Regions from separate parts of the Homo sapiens genome. Here region 2 is linked to region 1. A link is an interaction called in ENCODE POLR2A ChIA-PET data of the cell type or tissue named here. Cell type or tissue: CD4-positive, alpha-beta T cell. All regions are shown on one strand. Region 1 overlaps ARHGAP30 (Rho GTPase activating protein 30). Region 2 overlaps F11R (F11 receptor).

What was found. Peaks named below come from ENCODE experiments on the same cell type or tissue, not always from the same donor. Only the 100,000 strongest peaks of a DNase experiment are listed, where the experiment ranks them.
Region 2: POLR2A ChIA-PET joins it to region 1 with 10 read pairs; 13 of 35 experiments call an interaction of 5 or more read pairs at or near these places.

The regions. Positions count from the first base shown.
Region 1 is chr1:161,067,265-161,069,764 of GRCh38, forward strand. ARHGAP30 (Rho GTPase activating protein 30) reads right to left here. Exons shown (of 12, transcript NM_001025598.2): 1 at 2,264-2,500. The coding sequence starts at 2,360. Among named protein-coding and RNA genes, the nearest start is that of ARHGAP30, 1.4 kb to the right of the region's middle. RefSeq lists an enhancer at 1,920-2,466 and a silencer at 2,363-2,500. In CD4-positive, alpha-beta T cell, no CTCF peak of the experiment used is centred here; a DNase peak (open chromatin) is centred at 1,217; H3K4me3 peaks cover 2,500 bases; H3K27ac peaks cover 2,500 bases.
Region 2 is chr1:160,996,094-160,998,593 of GRCh38, forward strand. It overlaps F11R (F11 receptor), which reads right to left. Exons shown (of 10, transcript NM_016946.6): 10 at 1-2,500. Among named protein-coding and RNA genes, the nearest start is that of F11R, 24 kb to the right of the region's middle. In CD4-positive, alpha-beta T cell, a CTCF peak has its summit at 1,415 (motif pointing right); a DNase peak (open chromatin) is centred at 1,398.

The DNA.
Region 1 (2,500 bases):
CCTGAGAATTAGAAACCTGAACAATCGGCCAGGTGCGGTGGCTCACGCCTGTAATCCCAGCACTTTGGGAGGCCGAGGCGGGTGGATCATGAGGTCAGTGTTCGAGACCAGCCTGGCCAACATGGTGAAACCCTGTCTCTACTAAAAATACAAAAATTAGCTGGGTGTGGTGGTGCCTGCCTGTAATCCCAGCTACTCTGGAGGCTGAGGCAGGAGAACTGCTTGAACCTGGGAGGCAGAGGTTGCAGTGAGCCGAGATCACCCCACTACACTCCAGCCTGGGACAGAGCAAGACTCCATCTCAAAAAAGAAAGAAAGAAAGAAAGAAAGAAACCTGAACAATCTATCAAAGATTAGGAAAAGAAAGAATTCAGTATATACAGGGCTTAAGGAAGGAAGAGACCCATGTGGGGGCAAAGAGCTGGAGAGAGGGCTGAGATGGAGCAAGGCTGTGGGGATGGGGGAGACCAACGTGATCAGGGAGGATAAATTAAGCGAAAACAAAGATCTCTCTGCTCTCATTTTTTTGTGGATGTTGGATTAAAGAGAGGAACCATCACCAGCCTCTCTCTGTCCTTCCTTCCACTTTCCACCTCTCTGTACCAGGAAGACCTGAGGGATAGGGAAGGAGCCACCACTGCTACTCTGGTGCCCAAGATCAACCCACCCTTGGGTTCTGTGAGGTTCTGGTCTCCTGCTCTCGGATTCACCTAGGATCAGGATTCAGCAATCAGATCTGTCTGTCCCCTCTAGAGAGTGTGCCCCTTCCCTGCTAGGAATCCAGGAAGAGGCCGGGAGGGTTATAGGAGCAGGGTCTGGGCTGGCTGTGGGTTCAGTGTTTCAAGATAAAATTGGTTGGTGGACCACAAAAAAGGGCAGTACCAGGAAAGGCTGAACTGAGGGTTTGCATTGAGCTGGGAGGAGCACATCATCCCCAATTAAATCTCATAATCCTTGGCTAAGAATCATAGCTCTTGAGAGGAGTCCCTTAGAAAGGAGTAAGCCCTGCACTGATGGCTGTGCCACCTCCACTCTGCCCAGTGAGAAGAGGAAGGCTCAAATAAGCTCGCTTCAGCTGTTTAACACTCTTCCTTGGGGTCTGGGCTTTCCCTTAACCAAGGGCAATGGGGATAGGGGTCCTCTCACTGGAGGAGAAAAGGGGAAGGAGGTGTCTGGGGACGCAGGGGCGGGGCTAAGAGCAGGAAATGATCTGGGAACCACCATCACCCTCCCTCCGCTGCAAGCACCACAGCCCAGAGCAGAGGAGGGGACAAAGAGGAAATGACAGATTGGGGTGGGGTGGAATGGGGTGGAGTGGGGAAAGAATTATGCCTTTCTCTAGGAGGAGCTTGAAGTGCCAAAAACAAGCTGGGCTGGGCAGCCAGGGTGCCTGGGTTCAATTTCAAATTGAATCAAGAAATGATTTTGAGTGGCTGCTCCATGCCAGGCCCCGTTGTGAACCTGATATTGTCCCTGGTCCTTCTGGCTTCAAAGCCCACTCTAAGGTAACCCAGGGAGGGAGCTGGGTGAGCTCCACAGACAGCTCCACACCCACCCTCCTTTGCACCCTCCACCTCCAGCTTCAAGCCAGGCCTCACACCCTCTCTTTCATTCTTCCCCATTTCAGCAGCTTCTCCCCTTGCCCCCCACTTTGAACCTGTTTCTCTTTTGCACAGGGACAACAAGAGAATCACAAAGACTAGGGGCAGAGGTTGTTTCCAGCCCGACATCATCCCCTGCGGCCCAGCAAGGCTGCAGTGGGAACAGAGCCCATGACCTTGTCCTTGGGTGTTCTCCAGCCAGGAAACCACCCGCCTCAAGGGCCATCTTGAGACCCTTCTGGGGCCATTTCCCTGTCTCCTTTCATTCAGACCTAAGGATAATCATTTCCCCTTCAGCCACTCCTCTCCTGACCCTGTCGCCTCACCCTCCCTCTCCTGTTCCCAGTCACCTGCCCGCTGTTTCATCCACTCCTCCTCGGTTTCCAGTCTCTCCATCCTCCCCCTCACTGCTACCTGGGTACTCACATTCTCATCCCCTCAGCCACCCCATCCCCAGAAAGTTACACAAGGGAGCCGCCCTGCCTTCTTCACTGAGCCACATTTCCTGTCTTGCCCACTTACAGTTCTCTTGAATGGTGACCCCAGGCCACTGCCCCTTCCCCAGGAGCACCGGAAACTGCTTCTGCCCTTCAGGCTGGATCGGGCTGCAGATGCCCAGTGCCTCCCCACCCACCCTGCAGAAGCTGAGCCGGCCTCCTTACCCTCCTGGCCTGAGTGCTGCAGGTGCTCCTGCAAGTCGCACCCAAAAACCCGCTCCTTTGCGCTGCCCTTCTTCTTTCCTTTCTGCCGAGACTTCATGGCCAGAGCCCCAGGGCACTGGCCCGGTCACCTCTATCCCCCAAGACCTGTGCCCTACCAGTCCCCCATGGGATCCCAGCCAGCTGCTGGGCTTGGCCCGGCCCCAGGGGGGCAGGGCTCCCAATTGGGGGTGGAGGGTG
Region 2 (2,500 bases), 71 kb before region 1:
TAATCTCTTAATTAACAAGACTATCAGGAATATTTTGAATGTCCAATCACTCTAGGAGTCCCAATTCTCTTAAGGTAAGAACTTCAGGATTTAAACAAACTCAATGTGAAAATAAACATTTATTATAAAAATTAGTTTTGACATTTTAAAGTGAATGCAGACAAGGTGTTTTCCAGTTCAAAAGGTCCATTGTAAGCTAGAGAAGTAAATTCCAAGGCTGGCAATAACTGACTCATATTCTTCACAAGTGGCCTAGACAATAAGGAACCATTCACCTCAAATTCACAGAGCCATGAATCACCTCTGCTTCCCCATGACCTTTTCCATATCCTTCCTACTCTGTCTTCCAACCATGACACAGAACTGAAACATACTTTAAAAATCTCATCCTTGGCTAGGCACGGTGGCTCACATCTGTAATCCCATCACTTTGGGAGGCCAAGGCAGGCGGATCAAGAGGTCAGGAGTTTGAGACCAGCCCGACCAACATGGTGAAACCCTGTCTCTACTAAAAACACAAAAATTAGCCAGGCATGGTGGCACGCACCCGTAATCCCAGCTACTCAGGAGACTGAGGCAGGAGAATGGCTTGAACCCGGGAGGCGGAGGTTACAGTGAGCCAAGATCATACCACTGCACTCCAGCCTGGGTGACAGAGCGAGACTCCGTCTTTAAAAAAACAAAACAAAACAAAACAAAAAACAACAAACTCATCTTTACTGAACCATTTCATAAGCTCTACTTTATTTGTCTAGTTGGATTTCATTTCTTCTGGAAAATTTATTGTTTATTGGCATGTGACCCTTGACTGATGGCTTCATTAGCATTTTGTTTTTCTTTTTGGATCCTTAATAGAAAACTCAATTCTGTTAGGGATTTCCAAATAGGATAGGGCAAAGTCGCACTTAGTATATCCTCCACAGAAAGAAAGAAGCAAAATCAAGCCAAGAGGGCCCTTTACTTGTCCTCTTGCTAAGTTAATAAATAGACTGGTGGATGGTGGTAGATGGAGAAACAAAAATGTAAGGGCAGAGAAGGGTCCAAATGGGGAGGAAGAAAGCAATGACAGCCAGGCTGTCCGGCTCATTCCTGTTCATTCACATGCAGACCACCCATGATCTGGTCTTCAAATTTCTTCTGAATTCCACCCCACTAAATACAGTAGCAGTTACTACTTTAAACTACTACTAAAGCACTTGTTCTCCAAATGACCTGAGAAATCCCCTTGCCTCAGCTCTGGGACAGTAGTTCCTACAGCTGTAGGGAGGTCTGTTAATGCACCTGGCTGAACAGGAGGTACAAGAGTAAGTACCTTCTCTCACTTGGTGGAACAGGCCAAGGAGATCCCCCAAGTACAGCATCAGCTTCACCCTGTGTACCTTCCTCCAGCAAAGGAAGGCCTGGCCACAAGAGGGCTCTGGAATGAAGGCCTGAAATTCAGAAGCTCTGCCTTGAGATAAGAACCAGGAAGGGGCAGGACCAGGCACTGGGAACCAGCCCCAGGTTGCTGGGAAGCAAGGCTTTGAGGCATTTTCCTGTTGTACAAAGGAGCCTAGGAACCCTCAAAGACCTTTTCCCCTACTTACTTCCCACAAAAAAGAGCCTTGACAAACCAAGGTTTTATTTCCAGCAACATTCAGCTGATACAAACACATAGAAATACAATCTCACCAAAGAGCTAAGAAGCCCTCCAACACACGCCCAATTTCAGCATACAGCTAAGACTACACAACACACACACAAGCTCAACAAAGAGCTAAGACCACTACACACATCTCCACAGCACCACAGGCACATCTCAAAAGGGTCTGTCCAGTAGTTCCAGCCAAGGGAAGGGTGATGGCCTAAGCCACCAGCTCCAGCTTTCTTTTCTTTCTTTTTTTTTTTGAGCTGGAGTTTTGCTCTTGTTGCCAGGCTCCTGAGCAGCTGGGATTACAGGCATGCACCACTATGCCTGGCTAACTTTGTATTTTTAGTAGGGTTTCTCCATGTTGGTCAGGCTGATCTTGAACTCCTGACCTCAGGTGATCCGCCTGCCTCAGCCTCTGGGATTATAGGCGTGAGCCACTGCGCCCAGCCTCCAGTTTTCTTTTCTTTAGAGCAGCGGTTTTAAATCCTTTTGGCTTCAAGTTCTCTGAAAATTTACTATGCTCTCCACAACAAGAGCTCCCATTTTCCACAGACACAGTCAATGTCAGTCAGCTTGTATTCAGGAGGACAGGGCAGAGGGATCCCAGTGGCACTTCCCATGGGAAGACAGAAGAGAGTGGGCCCCAGAGATGGAAGGACCCCAGTGTCATCACCAAACAACCATTTCAGCCGCTCTAGCCTCTAATTCCCGCTCTAGAACAGCTGGCCCTGGTCGTCAGTACACAAGGAAAGAGCCCAGAACCAAGCTCAAGATACCTATTCAAAGATCCCTGCCAGCCAGGTGGGCAGTTGAGTGCAGATTCCTGCGACCCCCGCCATTTTTGCTGTCTACTTAGAAGGGAAGTCAATG